Regions from separate parts of the Homo sapiens genome. Here region 2 is linked to region 1. The links are chromatin contacts, found by Hi-C in ENCODE. All regions are on one chromosome and are shown on one strand. The core of a region is the stretch at or near the end of the contact, and the rest is flanking DNA. Distances in the headings are between cores, read along the strand shown. Region 1 has its middle 33 kb from the start of FGF9. Region 2 has its middle 65 kb from the start of FGF9.

Evidence for each region. A loop is a pair of places that touch in the nucleus more often than their neighbours do. Pooled maps may share reads with other maps.
Region 2: a loop to region 1 is called in a pooled map, with 4 times the contacts of the local background. The contact joins two enhancer-like sites. A Hi-C loop is called at or near these places in 2 of 168 maps with a recorded cell type or tissue (CD8-positive, alpha-beta T cell and OCI-LY7), 2 of 37 single-sample maps with no recorded cell type and 6 of 50 pooled maps.

Annotation. Positions count from the first base shown.
Region 1 is chr13:21,635,311-21,640,801 of GRCh38, forward strand. No RefSeq gene overlaps it. Among named protein-coding and RNA genes, the nearest start is that of FGF9, 33 kb to the right of the region's middle. RefSeq lists an enhancer at 3,680-3,799. Within about 2 kb of position 2,126, at least 3 of the 41 ENCODE cell types and tissues checked have a DNase peak (open chromatin) inside an H3K27ac peak, as active enhancers do.
Region 2 is chr13:21,733,478-21,738,909 of GRCh38, forward strand. No RefSeq gene overlaps it. Among named protein-coding and RNA genes, the nearest start is that of FGF9, 65 kb to the left of the region's middle. Within about 2 kb of position 2,612, at least 2 of the 41 ENCODE cell types and tissues checked have a DNase peak (open chromatin) inside an H3K27ac peak, as active enhancers do.

The DNA of each region.
Region 1 (5,491 bases), core at 876-3,375:
CATCTGAAATTGGAAAAGAATTGTATACTTTTAGATCTGGGAGAAATCTTTGAGAGTATTTATTAACTTTACTTTTAAAAAGGAAATAAAACAAACCCAGAGACTTGAAGTTTTTGCATTGGATCCAGCAATAGAACCCAGATCTACTGACTCCTAGTTACGTACTTTCTTCTAAGTGAAGATTTTACCTTTTTTTAAAAAAAAAAAACATCAATTGTTGTTTAGGCTTTAATAATTTAGCATACTCTAAGATAGACTAATAAAAACAAAGCCTAGCATGTTAGATTGTTAATGATGAAAGTCTTGTTTATTTCTTACCAAATAATCATGAAGCTACATTTCCTACCTCCAACACTTTCTTTTTTCTTATCTGTCTTTACTAATTAATTCTTGTAAAATGTGCATCCAGTTTCTTTAAATGGGAAAGTGACAAGAAGGTGAGTCTACTGCTTTTATTGATGATAAACAGTGATTTAAAAATAAATGCCCTACATGTGCCTGAAAATGTCTTTGGGAAACGTTTTACCTCCTGGGTATTCTGTTGGAAGACTTTGGGAGATTGGCTCCGTAGCTTGTGGTCACCAACCTGATGGCCTGGTAACAATATTTTGGGGGCCAGTCTGTACCTCACACTTCTGTGTCAATTTATTCACCAGAGGCATCGCTTCTCTGGGCTGTGTTGTAAGAAGGTTTTTCAATTGACCATTGCCCCATCATAAGCACCCTAGCAGACGCTGTCTTATTATAGCTTATGGTAGCTACCTTTCTGTAGTCCTGTTCTAGCTCTCCTGTGACAGCAACAGCAGCTCTGGGGTTTGATGACATCCACGGTTAGGCAGCAATATCCGCCATGCCCCATGGGAAAGTCTCAACTCTCATTGTGGAAGTAGCATAGAGATCGCTGAAGTGTGGACTCATCATTTCCAGTGGTTTCTTAATTGTGGGATAGAGAGAAGACCAACAGCTTTGATAGCAGAGGAGCAGGGAGAAGAGAGGGAAACTAATATTTATAGGGCACCTGCTCAGGGCCAGCGACATGCTAGGGTCAATTATTGAATCTAGATATAATCTCCATTTTATGGATTGAAGAATTCCATTTTATGGATTGAAGAATTCCATTTCTGAGAGGTCAGGTAACTTGTCCGAGGTTACCCAATTTACTTGGGCAGACCTGAGATTCAAGTCCATGTGGCCAGCTTTGGGCCTGATTGTGCTAGGACCCTCACAGTTCTGCTGAGCCTGCCCGGCTGCATTTCCCAAGCTCCAGGTCAGGTGGCTTCTGCATTGGCTGGGTTAATAGGAGACACTGGTTGGAGCTTGGCAGGAAGGGAGAAGCCAGTGAATCTCTCCCTTTCATTCTCTCTCTTCCATGGCTTTGCTAGGCCCATCGGGGTCCTGCTGCACCAGGTGACTGTGAAGGCCACTCACCCCTCTCGCGCTTTCTTCAGGTTGGTGGCAGTTTCCTGGTGTTGCTAATCCCTGAATTGCTTTGCTCAGCTCTTCCATCCCCTCTGTAGCCAAGCTGTTTATTAAATTCTCCAAGAGGCTTCTGGTTCCCTAGCTGGACCCTGACCTCTATTCCAAGTTTACTTAACTCTAAAGGTGGTATTTTAAAAGAAATCATCTGGCTTAAGTCCAAGGGCTGCCATTTATTACTTCAATTCTTTTTCTTTAAAATTGAGCTACATTTTTTGCTTTCTTTTCCCCCCAGGATTGTCTGAGGTGCAAATGAGATAATGTAGGGGAAATCTTCGCAGTAAAGTGACGTGTTATTGTATGTTTCTTTCCATGAAACTAATAACATATACACAAAGCCCTGGACTTTGGCCAAGACTTTCTGTCTATAGTCTTCTGCCAGGTGGGGTGGGGGTGGAGTTGAAGATGACTGCCACCTGAGTCTCCCCCATAGGGATTTCAGTTGTCTTGGACGTGGTGTGGCCGACCCACATTTTCAGAAGTCTCCAGGTGTTCCTTATTTGCAGTCGGAGTGTGAATCAAGCACTGCTTTACCTCAGTGGTTTTCAAAGTGTGCTCTGCAGACCAACAGCATCACCTGGAAACTTGGTAGAGATGCATATTCTGGGCTTCACGCCAGAGCCACTGACTCACAGCCTCTGGGGTGGAGCCCAGCACCCTGCATTTAACAAACCCTCCAAGGGAGCCTGATCCCACTGAAGTGTGGGTGCGGCAGAGTGAGGTGGATGTGTCATACTTCAGCCTCGGAAGTTCGGCCGCCACGGCCTTTCCGTCCTCTCTCCCCTGCAGTCCCCGGTTTGCAAAGCGGAGCTTCCGGGCACCTCAGCCACAGTTCCTCTTTGCATTGCCGCTCCCTTGTGCGCGTTACTACCTATGTGGCTGTCTTGGCTGCTGCTTTCAGCAAACCAAATTTGGATGTGGAAATGGGATTTATTTGTGCAACACCTAGTTATTAAGCACCCACTGTATACTAGAAACCATGAAAGGCCCTGACGGTGTGAAGTCAAAGGAGGTAAGGGTCTCTGCCTTTCCAGTGCTTGTCATCTGAGGAGAGACAGAAAAAGCTCAGCAATTTTGGAAAACCATAATAAATGCTATGAAACACTGCTTGCTCTAGCTTGTTCTCGAAACATAAGAACAGCACAATTATTGCTCTTAGGACAATGACTGCAAGATTTATTGATAACAGGTTTTCTTTTTCAAATAATGAAGATAAAATTAACGTACAATACAGAGAAAGACCAGTTCATCAGACATGTAGTAACAAGGGTCAGTATGTCCCCAGAGGGGCAGAACCTGAAGTGAGACCCTTAAGAGTCACAGCCCTAGCCAGGCTGGCCCCAGGCATTGAGGGAAGTTCCAGCAAAGGAGGCACTATGTATATGGGCCCTTGGCGAGGTCATGGGGTTATGGTAACTCACAGGTGCGTCAGCTGAGTTAACCCAAGAACTAGAATTTGGGAGGCAAGGCCTCTGATTGCAGAGCAAATGAAACTACGAATCCCTTGCTTAGTAGCACAACTATTCACTTGAGCAATAATTAGGAAGGCGAGTTCCTTTAAAAATGAACATATGATTTGGGACATGGTCTGAATTGGAGAAAGCTAGCAATTTTGAAGTGGTAGTGTTGGTTCTCTCCACAAGAGGGCGCCTCTATTCTTTGTTTTTATTTTCTATCTGGAAGCAACAATTTATGTTTATTACTGGCACAGAATAAACAGAAGAGTGACTTATGTTTTGCTGTTTGCAGAGCTGACTTCATGTAAAATTTGGACAGTTTTATTACATTCCAAACAGTTACAGTTTTTTTCCGTCAGGACTTTGGGATATGTGGTTAGCACTGTTTCTTTTTAACAGTATCCTTATAATACATGAGCTCTATGCTATTTAGATTATCTGTAAAAATATCTCGTTCATTAGTGCCCATGAAAAAGATGTCAGTAAAATAGCCCCCTCCAAAATATGCTTCTGCATATTTGAAAGAATATTTACATAACACAGAAAGCAACTGGTTGCTTCACTTAAAATAGTGAGACAATTGAATGATACATTTGCTTATTGCAGCACTATGGAGACATTACCACTAACAAGTTCAGACAAGTATCATGACAGTTTCTCAGATCCCATCCAGAAATAAGAAAAGGGCTGCCTGTCCCAGAGATAGGCCTGGGGATGAGGTGGACACCAGTGAGGATGAAGACATCTGAAAATCAAAAAGTGGTGGCTTTTGAACTTAGTGTGAATTGCAACATAAATAATCAACTAAGCAGATAAGAGAGCATAAAAGCAGAACTGAAATTTTAATGGCATTGAACAAAAGTGTGTGAAAGTCACAGGCCCTGCGGCCCAGGGCCCCGTTATGCCTGGTGGTATGATACAGTGGCAAAGGGAGATGCAATTTTTTGAGATTCTTGCAATTTTATGCTTTTCTGGGAAATAATTCTCTTTCTCTCACCCAGCCTTTCCCCCTGTACCCCCACCCCCACAATCTTTTTGCTGCTGAACTAATATGACTTTGGGAGGGGATATCTGGGTTAGCATTTAAGTTCTCTACAAAGGTTAGAAATATAATATTAAAACTTTTGAGACTAATGATTTTGCTTCACCTTGCTGTGAGAGTTTCTTTCCTTGTGAGAGGAAGAAGACGTGGAAAAAACAAAACAAAACAACTTTCTGGGCTATGCTATTATGTTAAGCATTTCCCCTAAAAGTCTCATATGTAGATTAAAACGCTCAGCCTTTAAATTAATGTGACCAGGCATTCACATGGCTGATTATGTCGACAAGCTTGGCTGTGCGAAGATTTGGGGGTCTGGAGTTTATTTCTGTGGATGTAATCAACAGAGATCATGAATGAGAGGAATGGCTGTGGAGCTCTCAGAGTTTCTACTGTGCTCCATGTTTTGTCATTATCCCAGGGTAATTGGAGTTGAGAGGGGAGGACCTCTAATGAGCTGCTTCTCTCCCCTAATGGATGGGAGAGTGGAAATTAGCGCAGCTCCTGCTGTTCTACATGAGTGAACCGTGGCTGCTGGAGCCTCCAGTGAGTCCCTCCAGGAAGTTTTAGGCAACTGCCTAATGGTAGCCTCACTAATGGCAACAATTACAGAATAGCCTTTTCAATAAGACCCGTGTGCATCAGTTAGAGACTAATCTCATTGAGCAACAACAGGCCTGCAACAATGTGCATTCAGTGACTAGCACTTCTGCGTTGTTGGCTAGAAGTGTTTTTCACGTCTCCTGGAGGTTGAGGAGCTCCTGAGAAAGCCAAACACGTTTCATGCGACACGAACCTGTTCCCATTGGCAAAAACAAAGTTGGAATAGCGAGTGAAAAAAGAACCATGCTTTCTCTCAAAACCCATCTTCTGCAGAGCTAGCCTCTTGCTGATTTCAGGCATTCCATTCAACAAGTATGGAGCAGTAAGTCACAGACAGATCCATTTGCCAACCCCCAACCTCTGATTTCACGTTTACAAACTGCAGCACTTCGGAAGGGAAAATGGAGGGGCAAAAGACAGAAGGGCGTTCACCTGACGCTAGTCCATAAGGAAGGCTGGATTCACTCCAGCGGCAAGAGCTGTTCAGTGCTATTTAGGATAACTGAACCAGGCTACTATCACAGGTTTTAATAACACAAGTGTGACAAAAACGAGTGCTGCCTGTCCTTGCCCAGGAGAGCCCTGTATCTTCAGGCCACAGGACGGCTCCCGGTGGCTCATATGGTTGGCTTTGCCTCATCTGTGAGAATAACCAGCCTTGCCCGATCATGGCAGCATTGACTGGACCCCAGAAGGAAATGAACTTGTCTGACCAGAGTGAGGCATCCCACATGCAAAATGTAAGTACCTCATGTGCTCCCTCTCGGGGTCATGCCAGTACAGGTCTAGCTCCCGAGAGGGAGGGAGGGACGGAGAGCCTATCAAATTTTGCAGCAGAAGCACCTTGCTCGCTTCATCCCAGTCTTAGCCCTGAGAAGAACCACTGAATTTTCAGTCATGGGAATCCTTTCTCTAA
Region 2 (5,432 bases), core at 1,362-3,861, 99 kb after region 1:
AAGAAGAGGTCTAGAAATGTTGGGGTTGTGTATATTTATGAATCAGAGTGACAAGTGGAGCCTATAATGAGGAGTTTGAAGGAAAGTATTAGAGAGATAGAAGGAAACTTCGAACAGCGTCATATCATAGAAACCAAAAGAGAAAATGATTTCAAGATGAAAATCAGCCAGTGTCAAATGCTGCAAAAAGAGGGAGGAAAATGAATCCTGGCCAAAGGTCATTAGCTTCAGAGATTAGAAGGTCTTGCCGAGTTTCAGTAGAGTGGTGAGGGCAGAAGGAAAATTCAAACCCTGCTTTGATGTTCCTAGCAATCTAAGTCCATCTATGTAGAGACATTGGGGTATACAGGAGGGTAGGGGCCGCCTGTGACTGGCCTTGCTCGAAACTTCTCACTCTCCTGTTGAGAGCCCTAGGTAGAGACTGGATGGGGGAGGGGTATTCCCCAGGGATAGGAGGGTCTCTACTTCCTGTGTCCCACATCATTAAGCACCAGCTTCCCTCAGTTAAGCTTCACAAAACCCTTGGAGTTAGGTGTCATTATTTGCATTTTTTACAGATGAAGAAATGAAAGCCTGCAGAGGTGAAGTGATTTGTTCGGAGTGACTCACACCCTGATGAAGCTGAAGAATTGGGAGCCCGTTCCATTGTCTTCGGGGAGTGTGGAGGCACCCCTTTGTTCTCTGTTATTTAGATCTTAGCACATTAGGTTACAGTAATACTTACGTCAGCAAAAGATCCTTTCTCACCACTTTTTAGCACTGTTCCATTCAATAGTGACATCTTGCTCCAAGTGGTTAAAAGACACTGGAGTTTTAAGGGAAAAATAATTTATTTCCAGTCTGTCTATATTGCTTAATACATGAAAGGTCTTTGCTTTGTCCAATTACGTTAACGTTTCTCAGGCTCAGTTTATTTCTGAAAATTGTGTGCCGTGAATGATATTCACATTATCACCATGAAAAAGGAAAATGATCTGTGTGAATGTAATCAGCCAATTAGTGGACTGGATTTATGGAATTATGATCTTTGAACATAGATACCTAATTCTACTTCATACAAGGGAAGACAAAGGCACAGACATGATGCCCACTCATAGAATACTTACTGCACAGTAGGGACTCAATTCATATTTGAATGAATGAATGGCACTCCCAGTGGCAAACTGGCAGGATAGCCCTGACCTCACCTGTCTACCCTGCATCCTCTCTGGCTTGGGGGAGATGCAGGCAGAGTTTGAGGAATCGTCAACATCTGTCAAAATAATGGCTAATATTCCTTGAGCACTCACTATGTGCCAGGTACTGCAATAAGTGCTTTACAACTTGCATTTTCTCATTTTATTTTTGCAGTAGCTCCTCCTGGTGGGGTCTCTTCTTACGCCTATTTTGCAGATGAGGAAGCAGAGGCTGGGAGAATTGGAGGATTTTGCCCAAGATCATGGAGTCAGTAAGTGATGGAGCTGATACTAGATTTATTCTTAGCCATGACACTGTGTGCCCACCGTGAAATCAGCTGTCCCACCAGGAGCCAGAATCAATGAGGTAATGATCCAATTTCCTGTCCAGGGGGCATGCTGCCCTTGGTGCCATGTCTTGATGCAAGACCCAACACTGCCTCTCATGTGGCCCAGCTTGCTCTTCTGTGGGGGAGGTGTCCTTTCACTTGCATTTTCAAAATGGGGAGTTCAAAGCCGCGAGGGCTCCTCATCTTTGACCCCAGAACCAGGGAACACAGTCCAACAAATGATTGCTCCCTGACAACACTTTTTTTTTTTTTTTGAGACAGAGTCTCGTTCTGTCGCCCAGGCTGGATTCCAGTGGCACGATCTCAGCTCACTGCAACCTCTGTCTCCCGGGTTCAAGCAATTCTCCTGTCTCAGCCTCCCTAGTAGCTGGGACTACAGGCGCACACCACCACACCCAGCTAATTTTTCTATTTTTTAGTACAGACCGGGTTTTACCATGTTGGTCAGGCTGGTCTTGAACTCCTGACCTCAGGTGATCCACCCGCCTCGGCCTCCCAAAGTGCTGGGGTTATAGGTGTGAGCCACCGCGCCCAGCCAGGATTGCTCCCTGACAATTCTTTACATAAAAAATCGTGTCAAGGAACAAACATGAAAACCTCTTTGCTTCTGTATTTAATGATTTTGCGACTGAAAAGAACAAAATTACCAAAAAAAAAAAAAAAAAAAGATTTTGCCATTGAAAAGAACAAATGATCGCCCTGAAAAATCCAGGGAGGGAGCGTGCTTGTTTAGCGGGCTCTTCCATCTCTTTAATTCTAAGAATGGCTTTGCCAGGTTGGATTGGGCCCAGATTGCTGCACAGCTCCTCAATGCAGATGGCTTCTCCTTTGGGAAGTAGCAGCGCTCAGTAATGGACCCCTCGTGTTAACAGGAAGCATAAGGTGGGGATGGGCAGGGGGCTTAACAAGGTATTTATCACAGTGATTGTGCCCAGGGGTTTCTCCCGTGATTGCTTCATAAATTTGAGTAATCTTTCCTCCTCTGATTTATGTGGCTCTTCTAGAGGGCATTGTTCGGCAGGCAGTACATTAATGTGGATGCTAAATATAGCTGGAAAGAGCCCAGTCCCGGAGGCTCCAGTGCCCACTGGCAGGCAGGCTTCTGCCAGTCAATAACCTACTTTTGTTCCAGTCTTTCTTGCTAGAATATATCATGCCATAGCGGCTATTTATATCTGGAAACCATTCTGAAAGTTGTTAGAAATCCTTCCTGCGGCAGCGTGCTGCCCTCCCAGGAGCTGCTGAAGTGTAAATATGCAGCGAGGCATTCTTCCCAGCAGCGCCTGGCTGCACTGAGTGACCTTGATGGGCTCCATCCTTCCTTTGAAAACAAAAACACCAACTTGGAATTTTAATTAAAAGGCAGGCAGTGGGCTATCGAGCTTGGTGCGTTGGCTGCACTGCTGTCCATCGCAATGTGGATTTGAGGTCACCATTGTGAAGCCTGTAACACTAACTTATCGGGAAAAACACATCAGCTGAACTTATCTCCAGGTTTGCCAGGAGCCAGAGGCTCAGATGAAGAACTTTTTTTTTTTTCCTTTTGGTGCATGAAACAGGCACAGTCAAGAACACTGGGAATTCTATTAGGGCAGTGCCCGCCACTGAGGGAGTGAAGGGAGCCCCGCAAATAGTACTCTTTCTGGCCTGCACCTATGTGGAATCTATTGGTTTAATGTCACAGAGCAAGTTGCCTGTGTGGTGGTGACATGAAATGGCTCCGTTTGGTTCAGTGATGATCTCGGAACACTAGTGGTTCAGCTTTAGAACTGGCCATAAAATGAACTAAGTCTGGTTAAGTGGGTTGTTTTGCATCGGAAAAGTTATTTAAAGCCTTTTAAAAATAGCGTTATTGGAGCCTGTTATTGGTTTACATTACTTTGCAAGGAGGCACGCACATTGTTTATTGCAAAGATCTCCTGATTTCAAGATTTTAAAAACCCCCTCTAAATAAAGGGATTATCCCTATCTGAGATCTCCAGACACCGACCACCTTGAGTGTCCTGGTGACTTGCACCTGGAGCCTGCACGCTGTGGGGCGGGGGCTTCCCCACTCCAGGTCAGCAGCAATTTCCCAGGGAGCTTTAAAAATGCACATTCCTGGGCCCCGCCAAGGTATTCTTATCTGGTGAGCCTGAATCTGTGTTCTGAGGAGTTTCCAGAGGATTCCAATGACTGATCAGGTTTGGGAACTCCTGGCTGAGAGCTTTTGGAAGCCCAATCTAGTCATGGGATAAAAATGACTGGGATTTTCAGAGAAGAGGAAAAGGAGGAGACGACTCAGATGAGTCCCTGCTCCTTTCTCCTGCTTCTTTTGTGAGGATGTTGGGAACGTCAAGTGACAAAATGGATGGGCAGTGACTGCGGCAGGAACCCACTCTGTCATAATGTTCCTCGCATTACAGCCTTAGTCCTGACAATCTGTGAGCCGCTATTAGGATCCTCATTTTATAAACTAGGAAACCAAAGCATGGAGCTATCCCATTCCATGTCTAAGATGTGTAGCTGTGTGCTGGAAGCCAGTGGACACCTGGGCTCCAGGCACTCCTTCCTGCCTTGCCTCAGTTTCCTCTTGGGCTGTCATGTCCCGGCCATGTCTTTTATTTTATTTTTTTTGAGACGGAGTTTTGCTTTTGTCACCCAGGCTGGAGTGCAGTGGTGCGATCTTGGTTCACTGCAACCTCCACCTCCTGGGTTCAAGTGATTCTTCTGCCTCAGCCTCCTCAGTAGCTGGGATTACAGGCACCTGCCACCGTGCCCAGCTAATGTTTGTATTTTTAGTAGAGATGGGGTTTCACCACGTTGGCCAGGCTGGTCTCAGACTACTGACCTCAGGTGATCCACCCACCTCAGCCTACAGTGTTGGGATTACAGGCATGAGCCACCGCACCCGGCCCCAGCCATGTCTTATTCACCATCTGTAGCTATAGAGCTGACCTTCCCCCATACCTGTATGGCTGATAGTAGGTGAGCAGGAAGCTAGGACCCCCATATTCCAATCCCTCTGCTGTTCACAGCATCAAGCTCCAAATCTAACCCAAGATTTAGCACAGCATTTACCCAAGTCCATGATAATGTGGGCTGGTGTCCTATATTCTCCACAAGGGGTCCCAGAAATAGGAGGAGAAGGGGTGAGGACAGTTGAGTCTCAACTGCAGCTGTCCAGGAGGTGGAAATGATGGGATGGGAGAGGGCTGATGTGTAAGATTTGCTCATTTCCATAGTGTAAATGCTGTCATCATGACTGATGTCAAACTACCCCTGGCTTAACCATGGGCTTCAAAATTTCCTGAAAATTTGAACACTGAAAATTGCATGTGAGCAATGAGAAGTGTGCTTCACGTTGTGAGCCAGTGTCTATGCCACACGCTGGTCTTGCATTTCTCGCCCCTGTCTAGTCGTTGCCTCTCTCCTGCCTTGTTTTGTACGCTCGTGCTTCAGTGTGTCCTGTATGTATTGTGCCAGTGTGAGGAGTTGAGCGTGGTGGGCTTTCAGTAAATGGTGACCAATCGGAGCAGACCATCAGGACTCATTCCCACTGCTCTACTGGCTGAGGCTCTGCCCCGCAGCAAAGCACAGGGACCCCATGAGCCTGTCTGCACAGGGAATCATCATCTGAATTCCTATGGACTGGGGCACAAGTCCTTCCATGCAGGGCAGGGCTGGGACTGGAACGAGGGATGAAAAGCCAGGCAGGGAGAGGACAAGCCCTCAGACCACCTGAAGCCCAGTTGGTGATGTGGCCCTAGAGAGGCCTGAAGCAAGCAGAGGTGGAGGGTGGCCCTGGGAGCCAGCCTGCAAGAGCGAGTTTGGGGCAGGGTGACAAACAGAGCCAGGTGCTGGAAGGAGCAGCTGCAGCTGCACATCAGGGAACAATATTTATATGTGCACCATGTGGGAAGCGCTG